Linked DNA regions of Mus musculus: all the other regions are linked to region 2. A link is a loop called in an ENCODE intact Hi-C map of the cell type or tissue named here. Cell type or tissue: heart. All regions are shown on one strand. Links, peaks and the distances in the headings refer to the core of each region. The heading gives the core; the rest is flanking DNA.

What was found. A loop is a pair of places that touch in the nucleus more often than their neighbours do. Peaks named below come from ENCODE experiments on the same cell type or tissue, not always from the same donor. Only the 100,000 strongest peaks of a DNase experiment are listed, where the experiment ranks them.
Region 1: it touches region 2 in a loop (2.9-fold over the local background); 14 of 42 quality-filtered maps call a loop at or near these places.
Region 3: a loop joins it to region 2, with 7 times the contacts of the local background. A loop is called at or near these places in 2 of 42 quality-filtered maps.
Region 4: a loop joins it to region 2, with 2.9 times the contacts of the local background. A loop is called at or near these places in 11 of 42 quality-filtered maps.

Annotation. Positions count from the first base shown.
Region 1 is chr7:29,451,007-29,456,249 of GRCm38, reverse strand. The region is part of intron 2 of Sipa1l3 (signal-induced proliferation-associated 1 like 3); the gene reads left to right. Among named protein-coding and RNA genes, the nearest start is that of Sipa1l3, 52 kb to the left of the region's middle. In heart, for the core only: no CTCF peak of the experiment used is centred there; a DNase peak (open chromatin) is centred at 2,779; H3K4me3 peaks cover 414 bases; H3K27ac peaks cover 1,523 bases; H3K27me3 peaks cover 2,500 bases.
Region 2 is chr7:29,515,197-29,520,439 of GRCm38, reverse strand. It overlaps a transcript of Sipa1l3 not described here and 4932431P20Rik. Among named protein-coding and RNA genes, the nearest start is that of Sipa1l3, 12 kb to the right of the region's middle. In heart, for the core only: a CTCF peak has its summit at 2,204; a DNase peak (open chromatin) is centred at 1,779; H3K4me3 peaks cover 1,746 bases; H3K27ac peaks cover 1,038 bases; H3K27me3 peaks cover 1,350 bases.
Region 3 is chr7:28,760,054-28,765,296 of GRCm38, reverse strand. Nfkbib (nuclear factor of kappa light polypeptide gene enhancer in B cells inhibitor, beta) reads left to right here. Exons shown (of 6, transcript NM_001306222.1): 2 at 3,166-3,271; 3 at 3,362-3,695; 4 at 5,032-5,120; 5 at 5,201-5,243. Among named protein-coding and RNA genes, the nearest start is that of Nfkbib, 4.0 kb to the left of the region's middle. In heart, for the core only: no CTCF peak of the experiment used is centred there; no DNase peak of the experiment used is centred there.
Region 4 is chr7:29,458,803-29,464,045 of GRCm38, reverse strand. The region is part of intron 2 of Sipa1l3 (signal-induced proliferation-associated 1 like 3); the gene reads left to right. Among named protein-coding and RNA genes, the nearest start is that of Sipa1l3, 44 kb to the left of the region's middle. In heart, for the core only: no CTCF peak of the experiment used is centred there; a DNase peak (open chromatin) is centred at 2,315; H3K27me3 peaks cover 2,043 bases.

The sequences.
Region 1 (5,243 bases), core at 1,707-4,206, 65 kb after region 2:
ACGTTTTAGTAATTTAATTGTTTATTATGATAAAATAACATCAATATGCCATTTCAGATGTAGTTTAATTATGATTATTCTACAACATACATTTGTGTATAAGCATGTGTGTATGTTTGTATATGTGCATTTATTCATACAAAACTGTTCCCCTTAAATATTACAAAATATATAGTAACCTAGCATTCAAGAGTATAATTTTCAGATAGTATATCCCATTGTATTACTTGATAAATGAGTGTAATTGTTCCAAACAACTGTTTTAACTATCTTAACTGTGCTGCTTAGTTGCAGTAAGTACGTTCATATTGCTGCCCAGTCGCTGGCACATCCATCTAAAGAGTAACTTCCACCTTGCCAAACTGGACCAGGTCCCTGTAAACAGCAAGCAGTTCCTCAGGTTCCCAGCAACTGCTGTCCTTCCCTCTTGTCAGCGTGAAACTGAACACTCTCCGTGCACACACTGAGTGCAGTGGTGTGGTGTTTGTCCCTCTGTGCCTGCCGTACTTCATGTAGTGATGTCATCAGGTTTATCCATGATGTGGCAGGTATCAGTTTCCTTCCTCTTTAATCTGTAGATGGACGCTTGTCCCTTGTCTGCAGTGAATGACAAGCATGAGCCAGTGCTGAGTCTCCTCTCCACTCCAGTCCTTTGTTTCACTTAGATTTTTTTGAGGTGGCCCCCAGATTCTCTGTGTAGCAAACATGCCCTTGATGCTCCTGCCTCCTGTGCCACCACATCGAGTTCCCCACTTTAATCTCTGTGGGGTTATGTGCACAGCAGTGGGATTGCTGGATTGAGTTTAGTTCTCCAGTTAATTTTGTAGGGCACTGCCATCCCCTTCTCACAGCAGCTGGCGTGGATGCCAGCAGGACACAGAGAGCTAGCCTCCCCAGTTCTCTGTTGATATGTAGAAAAGGCTGGACTGGAACTCACACTAGATCTGCCCCTCCTGAGACGGTTCCTCCTGAGAGCTACGATTAAAGTGCATCACCTACATTTAAAAAAAGTAGTGCATGTCCTACAGTTGCAGCCATTTAACAGACTGTGAGGGCGTCTCCCATTTGGTTTGCATGGCTATTCAAGTCCTTTGTGGAGAGGAATGTTAATCCGCAACAAGGCTGCTCTGGCAAGGGATCATATCCAGAGACCTAGGTCTGTGATCTGGCTGGAATACAGACACACCTTTAATCCCCCTGGCCGGGATACAGACATGCCCGCCCTCAGTGCACACCCTTAATCCTAAACAATGTAGGTTAGATAAGGTGAGTTTGTAGACGGAAGCAGCCATGTTTGAAAGGGATGTCTAATTGAGGGTCGAAGCAGAGAAAGATTTGACAGAATGAGTCAGAGATAGGATACTCCAACTCTCACAACAGCAGCACAGGAAAGAGAGGCGACTTAGGAGCCGTGCAGGGAGAGTCAGTTGGGAGTCTCAGCACTGAGTGCAGTGCGGTGCAGCGGAGCTGAGTTTTTGAGTCTATGCAGTTCAGTGCAGGTCAGCAGAAGCAGTCGAAGCCAGAGAATAAGAGAGCCAGAAAATTAAAACAACTGCCAAGTTAGTTTGAGACTAAGCAGAACAGTTCATTGAGAAGCGGAGAGACGCCAGATTGAATCAGTCAGTTTGAGCCAGAACAGCTGAGTTGAACCAGTGAACCAGAGTTCAGAAAGAACTAGAAAGGGTGAGCTTATTCAGCCCTAAGCCTTTGAGACAATTACATCTGTCAAGTAAAGTTTTATTCAATCTTGGTCAGAGGACAATTCTGTAGACTTGTTTCTTCCCTCCACCTTTAGGTGAGTTCTGGGAATCGAACTCAGGTTGCTAGGTTTACATGGCACCCTTCACCCACTGAGCCCTCTTGCTGGCCCTAACCTCTCACCAGATCGGTGACTTGCAGATACTTTCTCCCATCCCATGGCAGCTTTTCTACCCACTATTCAGTAGAATAGTGTTTTAATACACAAACGACTTTCAGATATGTTGGGTCTTTTTTGTTATTGTTGCTGTCTGTGCTTTGGATATTGTAATGGAGAAATTGCTGCCTGGTTCAGAGCCACGAAGCCTTTCCCTGTGTCTTCTAAGGCTTCTGTGGGTTCGGCTCTCACACCAGGATCTCACGTGCATTCTGAGTTACATTTTGCATCTGGTGTAGGATAAGGGTTCAACTTCATTCTGGGGGTCCGGGTTTCCATTTTTCCCCGACTGTGCTTGTTGATAAGAATCTCATTTTGTCAAGTGACACGGGGGTGACCTTCACTACTGTAGCAAGCATTCTGTTCCCTGCTGTGCTCATTCTCCGTGGAGAGTAAGTTGGTGCTATGAATAACAGTAAACATGAAGAAGACAGTTCCTCTTCAGCTGGACACTTCTTCCAGGTCAGGAGTGATGAGCAAGGCAGACAGTCTGGAGGAAAAGACCAGAAACATGCAGCCATCTGCAGAAGTGTTCAGACAGTGAGTGGGCCTTTTGAGCTGTAGAACAAGAAGAGGCTCACAGAGGCTGCCCTAGGAAGAGTAACATATGTATCAAAGTCCGGTGCAAACCAGAAGAAGGAGTGCTATGTCCATCTCTCTCCCCTGAGCGCTTCCAGCTGTGGTCCGGAATCTCCAGATGGGCGTTGCCATGGAAGCACCCTCCACCTCTCACTTCCTGACTGAGTTTATTTGCGAGTTTCCCATGCTGGTGCCAGTTCCCAGCTGTAAATACAGACGTGGCGGGGTCCCTTTTTCCTGCTGCCTTGTAGCTGCCTGAGGGCGGATGTGGCTAGAATCCAGCGGGAGAGCCTCCTCCAGCCAGAGGCAGTTGTAGAACCTGCCGTGTCACAGTTTCTCTCCGTCCCAGCATGCTGTCTTTCAGGATGGTGCCAGCAAGCCTCTGCCTGTGCTTGGAAACACTAGAGTCCAGCTTGTGTCTGATGGAGACATGAGCTCATGAGAGCTTCCTCTACCACCCTGCTCCTGGGGAAGCCAATGGCCGGCGTTTTATTCAGACCCCCCACCAAGGCTGATTTGTCACCCTTCTGGCGGAAACTGTGCTCACTGTTCTTGGCCACAGAGAAGAAAGGGCTCTCTGACCTAAACAAAGGAACTGCCACCAAGATGAGGGAGGTCCGTGGCTCCCTGCTCCCTTGGACTGAAACTGTTCATTGTAGAATAATTTTGTTCTGCTAACCAGCATTGTCCACTGTCGTCACACGAGATGGCTGTGGAGGCTTCAGGCAGCACAATCTCACGGGGCCACCATGATCTATGCTAAAATGTCGTGTGGCACACACATGACTGAGCTCAAGTGTGCTCAGGCATCTTTAAATAATTTTTAATCCTTTTAACAATTTGATCAAGTGTTTATAATTTCCCTATTTTACAGCTGGGGAAGCTGCAGCAGGGGGTAAGCTAAGTTGTTGGCCAGATTTCTCCACAGCAGCCGTTTAGGCAAAAGGAGGGGATTTAACCAGAAGATGCTGATGTGGCTCAGAGAACCAGAGCTGGGCCTCAGAAAAGTCTATGGACCAGGCAGGCAGTTCCTTGGTTGCAGGTAAAAAGTAGCAACCAGACCTCGAACAAATGAGTGAAGGTGAGGATGTACTCCAGAAACCCAGAGGCGGAGCCAGTGTCTGTGGTGGTTAGTCAGGAAGGCGGGACTGTTCCCAGTGACCTACTTTGTTTCTATGCCTTCATTGGTTCAGAGGAACCAATTATTTCAGCATTGCCTACCACCCTGGCCTCCCAAGAGGCTGGAGTTGTATGACCCTGTCCCTGTCCTAAGAGGTTAGTTATCTGTCCGCTGTGATGCAGAGCTTCTGAGCTCCTCTCTGATGACATGTGTTGCTGGTATGTCTGATGGCGCGTGTTGGTGGTATGTCTGATGGCGCGTGTTGCTGGTATGGCTTTCCTAGAAACAATCACGGTAGCTAGAGGGGGTGTGGCTGTGATAATAGAGCCCATCCTGAACCCAGATGCTGGGGGGCATCCCCAAATGCCTTGGGATCAGAACATGAGTATGCTCTTCCTCACGGAGCCCTCCCCGCATCTCTGTGTTACTCACTGTCCCCCAGGAAGACTTGCTTCCTGCCTTTCCTGGTACTGCAGAGGAGGCCTGGCCATCTACAAGCTGCACACACCTTGCATCAGCCTTCCTTCCGGAGAGTCGTTCTCAGACAGTACCCAGAATAACCTGAGGACCTGAAGGTGTCTCTCCGTGGACTGTCTGGGGCCGAGGCGTGAGCTGTAGTGTACAGTAGGCTCGGCTAAAGTGAGTGCTTTCCATCGAGGGCATAGCCCCTGACGTCTCCTGTAGGCTTGCCTGCTCTGTCCTCTTTATAGGCCCCGTGACCCGGGATCATGTGAGCAGTACTCTGAAGGACAGATGCTGGGTCACACTTCTTGACTGCAGTCACCCTACAGCTTTGATTCACAGATGCTCTGCTGCAGGCTGAGAGTGACCCATTCATTTCTCAGATTCTAGAAGTGACCTCTTGTGGGCAGGTCATCGCTGCACTGTGGCCCACCAAGCCTAGTTTGCTGTGACCTCTGCCCACCACCCATCCTAGCCCAGTCCTGTAGGACTCTGCACCTGCCCTCTGCATCCTGACCCTCTGCTGTCCTATGCGTGACGTTTACTTTCTCTTCCTGGGCCACTCCTTTTTGTCCATGGGTTCTCCTTCCCTTAGTCCTCTGACCAGACTAATGCCAACGCCTCCTTTAGATCCCCCTCACACAGCACTCCAAAGGGCCTGCTTCCCCCTCCCCCGCAGCCCAGCCTCTTCTCTGAGCTATGAAACCTGCATCGTCAGGACCCCACCTCTGTAACGTCAGCCCCCTAAAGGCAAGGTCCAAGCCCCTTTGGTGAATGGCGTAACTGTTTCCCAAGATGTGCCTTACTTTAACTTGGACGTGGGGAGAACCGACATGATCACAGAGGTAGAATACCCCTTTAAAAGTGGTTGGTTGGTTGGTTTGTTTGTTAATTTCGGTACCTGGCTTGAAAACAGCCTTGAGCATGCTAGGTAAAGCTGACCTCTGAGCTTTTTCTGAGCCCCCAAGGGTCTTTTATCCAGAGTGCTTGAGACCAGAAATGTTGCAGATTTTGGAATATCTGAATATATGTGAGCTATCTTCTGAGTGGAAACCAAGTGTGAACACCAAATTCACTTCTGTTTGAAATACCTCTTGATCCAAATAACCTGGGAGCCGTTTTATGTAACATAAGCACGCCAGCGTTGGCTGCGACTTCAGGTCAGGC
Region 2 (5,243 bases), core at 1,256-3,755:
GGCTCACTGCTGGCCATACCACTCAACAAAACACCTCTTCCCTAGCAACCATTAACTTTAAGTCTAAAGAGTCTCAGGGAAAGGTAGGCTTCGGGAGTTTTTATATAAAATTATGCTCCCCCCCCCCCCCAAAGTTCTAACTTGGTAGTCCAAGATGGCCCAGAACTCTCTATGCACTAACCCTCCTGTCCTTAGCCTGTGAGTGCTATGATTACCGGCCTGGTTTTATGTAAAAATTTAAATTGATCAGGCATAGTAGTGCATGCCTTCAATCCCAACACCTGGAGGCAGAGGCAGGCAATCTTTGTGAGTACAAGGCCCCCTGTGTGGACATAAGTTCCAGGCCCAAATCGGGCAGTGGTGGCACATGCCTTTAATCCCAGCACTCGGGAGGCAGAGGCAGGCGGATTTCTGAGTTTGAGGCCAGCCTGGTCTACAGAGTGAGTTCCAGGACAGCCAGGGCTACACAGAGAAACCGTCTCCCACACCAAAAAAAAAAAAAAAGTTGCAGGCCAGCTAATTACATGAGGAAACCCAGTCTCAAAATTTAAACTTAGTTTATGTAGGTATTTTTGCTAGGTTATTACTGCTTGCGATTACAGTGACTTGGATTAGATGTATATGATACGTTTTGCTGAATGAATGGGCACGTGAATGACGCCTCTGATCTGTCCGGATAAGAAATATGTGTTTTCTGTCATGTCATAATGAACACCTTGCCAGGCAGGGCGCAGGCTTAAGCAGAAAGCGTATGCATGAGGGCTGAGCAATTCGAGGCAGTTACCTCAGAATTCCTTATGGAGTGTTTTTGTTGTTTTTTTATAGGTCGAATCTTCACTCATGTCTACGAGTGGACTAAATCTGGACATTCCCCAGGCTATAGGCACTCAACAAACAGCAGTTACCCTCAGACTATGGCATTATTGAATGAATAGAAGAGAAAAAGCCTTCCAGGCAGCCCCTATGGGTCGTGATTCTGCGCCTCCCATCTCGGGGACTGGTCTGGAGCAGAGAGGAACACGGGGAGCCGCGTCCTCACGTTCCGGCTCCCCGAATCCACATGGGCGGGAGGTAGGTGTGTCCACCTCCTTCGGGCAGGAGCCGCGCCTGTTACCTGTGACAGGACTCCCGAGAAGGGACAGCGAGCTCTGCGGCACCCCGGAGCTCCTATGGAGACGAACAGACTTAGAGGGGACCTGGGAAGCTACCTTGAAAACGATGTGGGAGGACCCCACTAACAGAACGGTTAGTCCCGCAGCCCCGCACCTGGCGGATTGACCCGGGCAACCAGAGCGCGCGCGGGTGCACGGTGGCACGCGCACGCGTTCCAAAAGGGGGTGGGAAAAGAAGTCCTCCGACCCCCGCCCCGAGGGGGGACCCCCAACCATCCAGGGCTGAGTCGGCCGGAGAGCGCGCGTGCGCGAGGGCGCGCCGCGCCGTCCCGCTCCGCCCAGCGCTGAAGGGGGTCTAGCGCAGGGCTCCAGTCTTCCCGCCCCTCCCCAGGCTCGCAGGCTCGGAGTAGTAGACTCCGGCCCTGCGGAGAGGGACGGCTAAAGGTTCCGCGAGCCGAGGAAGAAGGCGGACCGGGCGAGGAGAAAGGAGAAACCGGTTGAACGGGTGAGGAGCTCCCGGGCAGGAGCCGACACAAGACACGCCTCCCTGCCTCACACCCCTCGGGGCTGCGGAAGTCCTCCGGAGACTGGAGCTGCACCGACCGACCAGTAGACTACGATTCCCAGAAGGCGGTGCGGTGGCGTGCCTACGACTCCCGGCAGACCCCGCGCGCCAGGCTCTCTTCAGCGCGCTGCTTCTTAGGGAGAAACTACAGTTCCCACGAGGCCTCGCGCGAAGCGGCTTGGAAGTGGGCAGCCTGGAAGTCACTCGGGCCACTGGAGCTGGCGGCGTCTCTAGCGAACCGCGCCGTGCTGAACGCCGCGGTCGAGGAGCCCGCGGGGCGTGTGGCCGGTACGCCTAGGTACGTGGCTCCTGGTGCAGGAGCAGTCTCCTCCAAGGGTGGTGGGGATTTGATAGCTGCTCGGACCCGGAGGGTCAGTGCAGGCGGGGTGACCAGGCGGACGGCCGGGTGTGGGCATCGGCTGTGGGGGGCGGCAGCGCCGGGACTCACGCCCTCCATACCCGGCGGGACTCATGCCCGCATGGCTCAACTTTCCAGAGGTGCAACCGGGCACGGTGGGGAAGAGCTTGGAGTCCGGGAGACGTGGGTGCACGTCCCAGCTCTGCCACTATAGAGCTGCGGTCTGGGAAAACCGCGCCGAACCTCGTTTTTATCATCCGCAAAACGGGGAAGGAGGAATTGTCTTTTGCTGGTGATTGTTCTGAGGTGTTGAGATCTGGTGAATAAGGCGTTTCACGTTGAAGATACTTATTACGGGTTTGCGTTATTGTTAGTTCCTGGAGAGATGAGGTGAAGATAGTATAGATTGCCAATCAGTTGACCATGTGCATGTAAAGACCCGAGTCCATAGTTAACACTCAATGCAGAGTAGCTGCTGTTAACTGCGATCGTTTTAATAAGAGCTTTTGCTTGTGAAGCAGAGAGACTCACGTTCAAATTTAGGTTTTTGCCATGCACCAGCAAGCTGTGTGACCTTGGACAACTAACTTCATCCCTCTGTGCCTTAGTTTCCCTTTCTATGCCTAAATATAAAGTGGAGATTTCAATGGAAGCCACCTCATCGAATTGTTTTGAAGATGTATAAGAACACCCCATGTAAAGTGCTTAGCACAGCTGCTGGCATATAGCAGTTTGTAAACGCTGTCATTTATTCAGCGTTTCCGGGGAGCTTAGAGACCCTAAGTAGGGCTCTGACTGATGCCTTGGTCTCTCCGGTGGGCCAGATTCAACACTGAGTCCAGTTGGCTTTCCCTCCTGTCACACTTGGGTTTCTCGTTTATAAAAATGGGACAATAACAGTGTTCCCTTGCTAAGGGTGTGATGATTTGCTGAACACTAGGCTGAGCCACCCTTCACTGAGTAGCAGTTCGTATGGATTTATGATTGTTCTTCAGTGTTCTCCATCTGGCCCAGAGGCTGCCTAACTGTGGGCTGTGACATGACAGCCCCGAGCTCCCCCACACGTTCGCTCCCAGCCTCAGTGTCCCATCTGTGAAATGGTAGTCATAGGATTTCTATGCCAGGATTGTTCTGACTCCAGGAGATAGTTTGTGGTTAGCACAGGGCCCCAAGCACTTGATGAATGTACCTCTCTCTCTTTCTGCAATAAGCCATTTCTGATTCTGTTTGTACTTATAGGGCAGAGTGCAAGGTTAGTGCCCACCACTCCCCCATCCTTAAAGTTGTCTCAGCAGAGGTTAAATTGTTTTAGTATAAGGACCCAAAGTGACAGTGCTGGCCCGCCATCAGCAGCCCTTGTACAGTGCTCCTCCGCCAAGTCAGTATATCTGTATTTATTGTTGTTGTTGTTGTTGTTTGATACTGAGAATGGAATCCAGGGTTTTGTGCATGTCAAACACTTTCTCTACAGCTGCTGTAAACTGCTGCTCTGGACTCTGCCTTCCTCACCTCCAGCTCCAGACATGGAACTTGTATTTCCTTGATGTCCCCTGATGGATGTTCTTGGGCATTGTAAACTCAAGTTTGTCCAATCTGAACACTTCCTCCTCTTTCCCCTCCTTGATTCAGTATCCGCCACCACAGCACATCGGCTAACAGTGACCCTGTTGCCCCAGGCAACTCAGATGTCTTCCGCCGCTTTCCCATAATCCAGTTGACTGGAGAGGAGGGCAGAGCTGCCCGGTTACAGAAGCATCATTTCACTGAACCCAAGCTGGAGGGTCCCCTATCCCCTGAAGGTGGCCTTTTCTGTTTCAAGACAGGGTCTCAAGTAACCCAGGTTGCCCTTAAGTCTACTATGTAGCCAAGGATAACTTTGAACTTGTAATCCTTGTGGCTGCAACTACTGGGATTTCAGCTGTAAACCTAGCTGTGGAGGCACAGCTTTCCTGGCAAGGCCCAGTTGTTTCTTCTAGGTCAGCAAGCATGAACGGAACGTAGGGTACATATATGTAGTATGTGCTCCATATGCGCCAGAGAAGACAATGGGAATTTGGCCAGACAGCTGTGGCTACAGATGTGTCAGGAAGGCCTGGCTTTCAGGCAGCTCATTTCTGCCAAAGACAAGCGGAGTTGATAATTTCTTTCTGAAAAGCTGCACTCTGTCAGTGCATGAGACTATCCAGTGTGGGAAAGCAACACACACACACACACACACACCACCACACCAGGGCAGAGGCTGGGGCAGGATAAACCTGTGCTTGTGATTTCATTTGAGGTTGGCAAACTGATCTCAATCAAATTTATGATGGCTATCACATTTTTTTTTTGTTTTTTGTTTGTTTGTTTGTTTGGTTTTTTGTTTGTTTGGTTTTGGTTTTTTGTTGTTTTTGCTTTTTAATCTGCAGTATTAAGACAATGACTTAAATAAAACAGATCCTGGGTTATCTCCCTTGTAGTGACAACAGCAAATGTTTTTTAAACCTTTTGGGTAGAATGGTTTAAGAGTTAACCGTGGGCCTGGTGTTCAGATGTTGCAGTTGTTAGGCGGTAAATCAAAACTGGAATGTAGAATGTGCCACAATTGCTGTCCTTTTCTGCTGTAAAATGAATTTGCCTGTGTTTTTCAAGCTTAGGCTTCATACCTTGCAAAGACTAAATTAAATGTACTTACATTAAAAAAAAAAAAGAATACAATACATTTTCTCTGGTATTTGTTTTCAGCTACTAGAACGAGAGGGAAGCTGCCAGGCCAATTTCCAATTTGTATGTTTATTTTTTAAGGCTTGTGATGGCCATTGTCTGTCTGTCTGTCTGTCTGCATCCCCCCCCCCCGGCCCCGCCTTCTGTGTGTGTGTGTGTGTGTGTGCGTGTGTGTGTGTGTGTGTGTGTGTGGTTGAACTTACACAAAGTGAGCATGCTGACGAACACTTGACAGTAGAGCTGGCCAGGAGGATCAAGGCTAGCCTGTGCTGTATGAGATGCCCTGTCTCAAAAACCAGAGTATTCGAGACAGGTAAGCTCACTGTAACACGCCAAGCACCATGGAGGTGTAGAAAGAAAACAGTGAGAACCACCTTCTACACCACAGTCTCATTTCCCTTGAGGTAACTGCTCATTTAGACTGAGAGTAATAAGTATCTAGCGTCAGCTTTGGGAGCGCCAAAGAGAACAAAATGGAGATGCCCTTGGCCTTGGTAATTTAGCT
Region 3 (5,243 bases), core at 1,629-4,128, 760 kb after region 2:
TTCTACTTTGTTGGTTCCTGTTCCTTTATTATTTCCCTCTGGTTACTTTGGGTCTGGTTTTTGTGCTTTCTTTATCCTCCCCCTTCCTTTCTCGATTGTTTGTGTTTGACGGTCTCATGTAGCCCAGGCTAGCCTTGAGGTTACTTTGTAGCTGAGGATAGCTTTGAACATTTCATTCTCCTGCTTTCAGCTCCCAAGTGGGTATCACTACATCCCGCCTGGGGAGTGTGTGTGTGTGTGTGTGTGTGTGGACTAGAGGGCAACCTTGGGCTGCACTGAGCACGTAGGCTAGACTAGCTGGCCTGAGAGCCTCAGCGGTCATCTCTTGCTCTCTACCCTCCTCTTCCTCTTTGAGACAGGGTGGCTGGCCTGGAACTCACTATGTAAACCAAGCTGGCCTCAAACTCATCCACCTGCCTCTGCCTCCGGAGTGCTGGGATCAAAGGCGCGCACCACTGTGCTCCATTCCAGGGTTCTCCTCCCTAGTGTTGGGACTATAAATACTTACAATCACACCCAGCTTTTTCTTATGTGGGTTCTAAACTAAGGTCACTGTGCTTTACTTAGCAAAACATTTCCCAGCCTCCAACCCCACCCCCCTTTTAAGTCAGTGTCTCACTATGTAGCCCAGGCTAGCCTTGAACACTACTGTAAAAAAAAATGAATCCTTTTTTTTTTTTCTTCCGGCCACTTAATTCCCAACAATAAGGACTCTGGCATTAACTATTTATTAATAAATGCCTTGGCTACAAGCTTTGGCCCATTCCATAGCTAACACATAACTTATTTAACCCATTTAAATCATTCTATGTTTTCCTTCAGTCTCGGGCCTGCTTCTTCCTTAGCATCGTCTTTCTCGGTGTCTCTCTCAGTGACTCCTCCAGTGTCTCTCCCTGTGTCTCCTTTTATTCTCTCACTATTTCCCAGAATCCTTTCTTTTCCTGCCAGTGTCCCACCTCCTATTTCCTGCTTCAGCTCATTGGCCGTTTGCTTTTTTATTGACAGGTGTTGCCTATAAGAGATTCTGTCTACACATTATGAAATTTTTCTTTGGTTTATTTTATTTATTTTTGGTTTTTTGAGATTGGGTTTCTCTGTGTAGCCTTGGCTGTCCTGGAATTCTCTATGTAGAGCAGACTGACGTTGAACTCAGAGATATGTCTGCCCCTGCTTCCCAAATAATTTTACTTTATGTGTATAAATGTTGGATCCCCTGGAACTGGAGTTAGGGATGGCTATGAGCCACAATGTAGGTGCTGAAAATCAAACCGGGGTCTTCTGCAAGAGCAACAAGTGTTTTTTGTTTTTTTGAGACAGGGTTTTTCTGTATGGCCCTGGCTGTCCTGGAACTCACTTTGTAGACCAGGCTGGCCTCGAACTCAGAAATCCGCCTGCCTCTGCCTCCCAAGTGCTGGGATTAAAGGCGTGCGCCACCACTGCCCGGCAGCAACAAGTGTTCTTAACTGCTAAGCCATTGCTCCTACCCTACCCTACTCTTGGTCTTCCTGCCTGGAATTCCGGGCAAGGTGGTGCGTGCCTGGTTTATGCAGAGTTGGGATTGATCCCAGGTTCTTATGCACGCTAAGCTAGCAGTCTACCAAGCAAGCCACTGCCCAGCTCATCTCTCTTCTTTTCTAATGTGCTTGGAATGCTGTAAATATTCCCTCTGGAGAACTTCTGATATATTGTGTTTTTATTTTTGCATAAATGAGTATATTTTCTAATTTCTCTTGGTTTCTCCTTTGGCCAGTAGGTTATGAAGAAGTATGTTCATTTTTCACGCTTGGAGGAGTTTCCAGATCTCTCTGTTACCAGCTTTAAATTTCATTTTACTGCGGGCAGAGAACATGTTTTGTCTGATTTGCGGTCTCTAGTTTTTCTCTTGCAGCGCTGGCCATCAGACCCAGGGCCTTCTGAGTGCTGGGCGAGTGCTCTCGGGAACTGTGTGCCGGTGGAATTCATTTTGACAACGTGTGACTTAGAGGGAATGTTGGTTAGCAGTGTTGTTCAAAGCTGGGCGTGTGATTCCAGCTACAAAGAAGATTGAGGCAGGAGGAGCTCAAGGTCAGGACCTGCCGAGGAATAGAGTGAATTCAAGTCCAGGCTGGGGACATTCACAGCGAGGCCCTACTTCAAAATGAGGGGAACCAATAGCAGGTAGCTCAGTGGCAGCCAGCGTCCCTGCATGCAAGCTACCTTAGGTTCAGTCCTCATGACTGCAAAGACAGGGCAGCAGCCACCACAGAGCCCTGCCGTTCATTTGCTCCTGCTTTCCTACTTGTTGGAACAGTTGGTGACAGAGACCTAGTGAAGTTACCACACCTATGGATTCGTCTGTTGCTTCTTCTCCTTGTTAGCTTTTGCTTTATGTAATTTGAAGGTCTGTTCTTAGAGCTACACTGAGTGTGTGTGTGTGTGTGTGTGTGTGTGTGTGTGTGTGTCTGTGTATGTGTGTGGTGAGAGCCATCGTATCCAGCTTGTCTGTGTGTATGTGTATGTTTATGTGTGGAGGACAGAGATCCATACTGGCTGTCTACCTCGATTGTACCTCACTTTATTACCGTATTATTATTTGAGACAGGTCTCACAGTGTAGCCCTAGCTGACCAGGAGCTCACCATGCAGATCAGGCTAGCCTGGGATTCTCAGAGATCCACCGCTTTTGCCTCTCTCACATGGGCCGCCATGCCCAGCATTTCTGTATGTGTGTGTGATCGAATCTCATTATTTAGTTTTTAACCCTGCTGCTCTGGAACTCACCATGTAGCCCAGTCTGGCCTTGAACTAACAATCCTCCTGCCTCAGGTTTCCCGGATGCTGGAATTAGAGCTACTACACTGATTATGTTACTTAGTTAACACAGGTGAAACAAATTTGGTAGCTGGGCCTATTGGTGACGAGAGCTATTGAAATCACTAAGTCTATGGATTCCCCTGGCTTGTCAGCCGAGCTACTCAGGAGGCTGAGGTGGGAGGGCTTGAACTCAAGGTCAGTGTGGGCCACTTATGAAGACCCTATCTTAGCTCAGAACACGGAGCAGCCAGACAAAGTGCTAGATTAGCTTCTGCCCTCGACTCTCCGGAACACTGACAGGTTTCCACCGTGGCCACAGTTTGTAGCACACAGTAGACACTCTGTGACACTGACCTCTGCCTTTTGTCCTCAGAGCCCTGCACTTGGCTGTGATTCATCAGCATGAGCCCTTCCTGGATTTCCTCCTGGGCTTCTCCGCCGGCACCGAGTACCTTGACCTGCAGAATGACCTAGGCCAAGTGAGCCATGGGGATGTGTGCTGTAGGGAGCCGGGTGGGTCCAGGATTGTCAGCGTGGCCCTAACTAACCCCTTCTCTCTATCCCTGTAGACAGCCCTGCATCTAGCAGCCATCCTTGGGGAGGCATCTACAGTAGAGAAGTTGTATGCAGCCGGTGCAGGAGTGTTGGTGGCTGAGAGAGGGGGCCACACGGCATTGCACTTGGCCTGCCGGGTCAGGGCACACACGTGCGCGTGCGTACTGCTCCAGCCCCGTCCCAGCCACCCAAGAGATGCCTCAGATACCTACCTCACTCAGAGCCAGGACTGTACCCCAGACACCAGCCATGCCCCTGCTGCCGTGGATTCCCAACCCAACCCAGAGAACGAAGAGGAGCCGCGTGATGAAGACTGGAGGCTACAACTAGAAGCTGAAAACTATGATGGTGAGAGCCCCAGGCCTTGGGGAAGATGTGAGCTCCTGGCCAGTCCCAGGCTCCCAGCTCCTCTCACCCAACCTGAGTTGTAGCCAATGGCCTCAGACATACCCTGGTTGGTGGAGTGCTCATCTGGCATACGTAAAGCCCTAGGTTCAATCCCCGGCATAAACAGCTTGGTGTATGCCTATAATACCAGTCTCTGGAAGCCAGAGGATCAGGAGTTCAAGGTCATCCTTGGTGCTAGCTAGTTTGAGGCCAGTCTAGGTTACAGGAGACCCCATCTCAAACAAACACCCAGTCCCAGCACTTGGGTGGCAGAAACATCATGAGGTCAAATTCAGGCCCTGTCTCAAAAAACCCTCAAAGCAAAACTAGCTCCTTGGGAAGTCATCCCTAGGCTCCGTAAATCCTAGCATCTGGACTAAGGCCCTCCACACAGTCTCAGGAGTACTAAGAATTGGACGTACAAGGCCCCTCTCCCACAGGTCTAGACGTCAGACCACTTATAACCCAGACCTGTCAGCCACAGGTCCAGAGATGCCAGGATACAGTGGTTAAACCAGGGCTACCCATCTGCAAGGTGACTTCCCTCCAGAATTGTTCCCGAGTATGAGCCACCAGCCCAGCCTGACCATGATGAGAGGATCCATCCCATGTCCCCAGCCAGGGGCAGAGGATGCGGGTTACCCTCTCAGCCCCGCCTCATGAATAGACTGAGGTCATCTGATAGCCAGAGTCCTGAGCCCCAGGCCCTTTTGGGGACTTTTACTGTTATTGTCACTGTATCTTTTGTTTTATTTATGGTGCTGGGGCTGGAACTCAAGGGCTGTGCATGCTGGTCAGGCCTCTGCTCTTTGTGGAGGAAGATCAAAGATTTGGCGGCTTGATCCACAGATCATGTGCGTGTGCTTTCATTTAGAGTCCCCGGTCTCATGCCCTGTAGATCCCAGACACAGCAGACTTAGGCTTGCACCTGGAATTCAGGAGCCTGTATGCATACCTAGGAAGGACTTGAGAAGCCAGCCCTGGGACCTGACATATTGGCATCCTTAGCTCACATGGCCCTTTCCTAGGATGAACACAGAGCCAAGGCTTCTCTTTTTTTTTTTTTTTTAAAGGTTTATTTATTATATTATATGTTAAGTACACTGTAGCTGTTTTCAGATGCACCAGAAGAGGACGTCAGAGCTCATTACCGGTGGTTGTGAGCCACCATGTGTTTCTGGGATTTGAACTTAGGACCTTCAGAAGAGCAGTCAGTGCTCTAAACCGCTGAGCCATCTCTCTAGCCTGAGCCAAGGCTTCTTACCTCATCATCTGACACCAATTGCTCTGTTCCCAGGCCATACCCCACTCCATGTAGCTGTCATCCACAAAGATGCAGAGATGGTCCGGCTGCTCAGGGATGCCGGAGCCGACCTCAATAAACCGGTAAGACACTGTGGTGGGCCAGTGTGGGGAAGGCACTGTCCTCTCTTCAGTCTCACTGACCTCTCTGGCACATCCTGCAGGAGCCTACGTGTGGCCGGACCCCTCTGCACCTGGCAGTAGAAG
Region 4 (5,243 bases), core at 1,283-3,782, 56 kb after region 2:
GTTAAACGCCAGGATTCACTCTTTACTAAGTGTCTGTCTGTGTGGGGCGGGGACAGCACTCGAGCATCAGAGGGAAACGCAGCAGCTGGGAGGAGATGGTTGGCACCACTGGGTGCTCATCATGCTGGTCTGCCTGCTGTGGGAACCAAGGACTCTGGAATACCAGCTTTGCCTTTGTGGGATCCTCTTCCTGGCCACAGTGGAGGTGAATAAACTCCCAATGGGCTGGATAATTGCTGATGGATGCCACTGTCATTGCAGCTCAGCAGGAACCAAGAGCCCTATCCTAACTCCAGGTGGATATGCCCTGTGTGTCAGCATGCCAGCATGCCGCTGCTTGACAACTTGCAGCTAGCTGCTGGAAGACTTGAGCCTCTTAGAGCCCGATAGACCCTGTCATCACAGAGTGTGACTGCTTCGTTGGGCTGCTAGAACTCACAGACGCCAGCACTGGCTCTGATTTAATCCCTGTAACAACCCTACTGACCTTGCTATGATTAACCTCCTTTCCAGATGAGGAAACTGAGGCACAAAGAAGAGAAAGAGCTTGTCTAGTGACCCACAGCTAGTAAATGGCAAAACTGAGATTTGAGCATGGGCCATCTAGATTAAAAGTGTATGTGTCTGTGTGTGTGTTGGGACATCTCATAGTCCACGCTGATCTGAAACTGGCTGTGTATCCAAGGATGACTTTGATGAACAAGGCCTCCCTCACTGAGTTCCGAGGATCACAAGCCTGAGATGCATGCCTCTGAGGAGTAACAGTCAGGGCTTCATGAAGCCCAGGCAAGAACTCCAACCGAGCTACACCCCAGCCCTTAACGTCTCCACTCTGTGGCACAGGATGGTCAGACAGAGCCATGCCAGGCAGTCTGTATGGGGACAGAGGAAGGTCCTATAGACATGGGATCCTGGGAAGGTTAAGACATTCCAAGCCCAGAGAAACAGTTGTACTCACCCCCAAGGAGAAAGCTGTCACTGGTCAGCGGCTGCCACCTGGGAAGCCCTGGCCCAGATCCTGAGTGTGTGTCCAGTGGCCCATGCAGAATGGTGGCCTCGGGGACAGGGCACCTGCTGTCTGTGGTTTGCTCTATAGACGTGACAAAGAGACTTCTAAGGCTCTGGTGCAGAAATGACCCTCTCACTCCTTAGCTTTGGAGACTGGTCTCTCTCAGTATCTTGCCAGGGACTAGATATAGAAGAGGGGCTTTTAGTGAACCTGGGTTTGGGGTGCTGGAGCCTGCGAGTTGATAGCATTGGAGTTACATGCCAGGCAATAATATTCTGGTTCCACGTATGCTGGAGTTGTGGCTATGTGTGGGGTGACCACTAACCTGAACCTTGGGCTCTTCATTTTAAAGACTTCATTGTGTTGTCGGGTGGGAGCGGGGAGCAGGTGGTCTGAGGTCAGTCAGTGAGTGCTCAGTGTCTGGAAAGGTTGTGTTGCAGAGGTAGCCTCGCCAAGTGGGTGAGGGCAGGGCCTCTGGAACTACCACTCCCAGCCCTGGGACCATGCTTGAGTGAGTGGCTTTCACCTTTAGGGCTATATTTCCTCATCCCTAAACCAGGAGAGTAATATCCTACCTATGAAGATGCTGTGAGCGCCCTATGAGTGAGTCAGAGAAGCGTGAGCCAGCAGATCTAACCACCGCTTCAGAACGTGGGCCTAAAGCCCAGCAGTCAGCAAGGAGAAAGTGGGCACAGATCAGTGTTGGCAGCCAGTTAGCTTTAGAAAACGACATCTTAGCTGTGAGAGATGGCAATGTAGGCCTGATACAGAAACTTCCTTCTCTCCAGAAAGTTGGCCTCTGAGGACTAAATAATGTGAGTTGCAAGGAGGAAGCTGGACAGAAGGGCAGGCTACCCCAAGCCAGCTCCTCCACAGCGTAATTGGAGGTAGTGTCGGTGGTGTCCGAGTAAACACTCCGTGCTTTAATCGCCACGCGGTTATTTTCCTGCGGAACAGGAAAAGAATTTAAACAGTTTGGCTCTGCTCTAGGTGGGGCCGTTGTTGGTTTTAAAGCCAAAAATAAAATGAGGCTAGTTAGAACAAAGCGCAAAGTAAGTAAGGGCACCGGGGTCTGAGCAAGGTGGGACGCTGGGCCACAGGAAGGGACGGGCCTGGGCAGCAGAGGAAGGGGAAGCACGCGTGGGTCCAGCTAGGTGCACACTTGTGCTTCTCAGTTCTACAGAAGCTGCAGCTCGGTCTAGAGGCTGCTGCTGACTCTCCTGTCACCTCCTCCTTGGTTCTCAAGTGCCACTGAAGGTCTGATGACAGCCGCGCAGAGTGCAGCCACAGCCTGGCAGCTGCAGTTCCTCCAGGGGAGGCAGTAGGAGGTGATGAAGTAGACAAAGTGTTTGCTGCCAGCACCTCTTGTCCCTGCAGTGGTCTAGAAACAAGGCCTCAGGCCACTGCTCGTGAGAGCGCTAAGGACTTTAGCTGGTGCCGAGTGAGTGTCTGTGCAGTAAGTGTTTCCTGGCTGGATGGTGTTGAGTCTCCACTCTGTAAGGCTGTCTCCCCGGGACACTTCGGGCTGCAGGTCACAGGATACCTGGTGAATCTGGGCCTGCTGGTAGAGATGACTTACTGCCATTTCAGACAGCCTAAGACAAGCCTTAACTGTCAATGCGGAGGCTTCTTGGCTCATCCATTGGCTGTCATGTGGTCTTGAAACTGTACATACAATATCCCAAGCAGAAGGAAATGCGAATCCTCAGACACCTGTAACCCTAGCAGAGCTTTGTATATCTCGTTGTCCATAAAGGAGTCAATAGCTGCCCCTAGCTACAGGAGGGGTGGTGAAAATGCACGTACGTCCAGTGCAAGGCACACAGAGAAGGGCCAGGAATGGCCTTGAGCTGCACAGGCAGCTGTGCACTGTGGCTCCTGTTTCCTCCGCAGAATCAAGGATTACAAGTGTCTTAGTTACTCATCAGTTGCTGTGCAGAGATAACCTCAACCAAGGCAACTTATGCAAGAAGACATTTAAATAGGGATTTAGTTTACAGTTTTGGAGGGTGAGTCTTTGACCCCCAGGGTGGGGAGCATGGTGGCAGGCACGGAACTGGAGAGGAAGCTGAGAGCTCACATGTTGAGACAACCACTATGAGGCATAGAGACAGAGCTAACTGGAAATGGCACTGGCTCTTCAAACCTCAAAGCCCTGTCACACACCTCCTCCAGCACAGCCACATCTCCTAATCCTTCCCAAACAGTTCCACTAGTAGGGAACCTAACATTCAGATGGGGGCCATTTAAATCACCTCAGGAAGAAAGAAAATGGCTTCCTAGGATCCAAAGAGCTTAGAGTGCTCAGAGAAGGTGGAACCCATAGTTCTTTGCCTGCAGAGCCTCTGGTCTTACCTCCTGTAGATACCACTTCCCCAACAGGGCCCAGACACCCAGATGGCTGTAACACAGGCTGGTGAGTCTGAGGGTCATGTGGGGCAGTGAGAGAAAGGTGAATTCTGCTGGGGCCAGGCTGGGAGAGCTGTGGGGAGTGATGGCTGGACTCTGAAGGGAAGCCTGACCCAGCTGAGAGAGCTGTGGGGAGTGATGGCTGGACTCTGAAGGAAAACCTGGGCCTGGCTGAGAGAGCTGTGGGGAGTGATGGCTGGACTCTGAAGGGAAGCCTGGGTCCTGCCAGGTTCATGGGAAGTGCTATGGGAACGTGGATTGGGTCAGTGGACTGGGGGCTAATCACAGCTGTTGGGGATTAGAAGTCTGGAGGAGCAGAGATTCTGTGGGCTGGAGTGGGGGGTGTCCATTCCGTATCATAGGTGTCCCCCCCCACCCTTCTCATAGCTCTTCTCCAGCCATGTTGCCCTCCATGCACCAACAGGCTGGATCCAGGTACAGAGACCCTTGATTGTTACTCTAATGGAAAGAGGATTTACAGTTTCCATTTTCATTTCGACATTGAAGTTTGGGATGATTGAAGGACTCTGTGACTGAGCCTCACCCTAACCCTGTTGATGTTTATGAGGAACAGCATGGAGCTTTGGTAAATGTGGCTCAATCCATTTAACATGTACATTACTTCACATGATTGGTTTTTGTGTTATAAGGATGCCTAAAATCTACTTTCGACAATTCTCAAGCCTATACACTACATCATTTTTAGCTGTGGTCCCCATGATATACAGCTACATCCTCTAAACTTGTTCCTCCTATGTAACTCAATCCTGGTGACCTTTGCCCAGCATCTCCCGGACCCCAGCCCCTTTTTTGAAAGTCTTACCATGTATCCCCTAGTCAGTCACTCTGTAGACCAGGCTGGCCCCAAACTCAAAGAGTTTTGGCTCTGCTAAGGCTAAAGACAATCTCCTCCATGGTTGGTACCCACCCCATTTTCTACCAGCTCCAAGGAGTAGGGATGCCTAGCTCCAGAGGGGAAGCTGGGGGAGGAAGGAGGATGGGCACACTGTGTATGCCCTAATACACACCTGCGTGTCGTTTGGCCCCATCATTTCCCCTATTCAGCTGCAGGGATGAAACTGTCACTGCCTCTTCCTACCTCGGGGGTTGGGAGGGTTCCCTCTGCAGACGTTCACCATCAGAGTCAGGAGCCCAGGAGCTTGTGGCTATGACCTGATTGGCAAGCCACACTTGGCATCGTGCCAGCACCTGCTTCAGGTCAAGCCCAGGCTCAGGTGTGGAAGAGCTGGGTAACCCTGGGCACTGCCGGGCACGTAGTTGACTTTAGAGGACTTTCTCTGATAGGTACAGGAGCAGAAGATCTGAGTCAGGAGAGCCCAGCGCCTGCTAACCTTTTTTTGGATCTGCGTTGCAAAGAGGCCTTCCAGAAAGGCAAGGATGGCTCCGTCTCAAGCACCACGGTACCCACTTCCCTGCTCTGGGGTCTGTCAGGCCTGGGTCTGAGTGCTTGTTCATACTCACTGTGATTGAGAACAGAGCCAGCCTCACACCACAGGACACTGGACAATGCCCACAGTGTACCCTGCTCCCCTTCCAACCAACCAACTCTCTCCCCTTCTTCTCTTTCCCTGGCCTGCGCTTTGTTTTGTTTTGTTTCTGAGGGAGTTGCTGTGTAGCTTACACTGGCCTTGGGCTCGCAGCAGTTCTCTGGCTTCAGCTGGGACTCCAGGCATACGCCACCATGCCCATTCAAAATGCCCATATTCTTCAGAGTTGCAAACTGGAGTGCATAATTTTGGAGCAACACGGTGTCTGGGACTTGTCTTAATAAGTGTTTCAGGCCAGTCATGGTGGCGCACTCCTT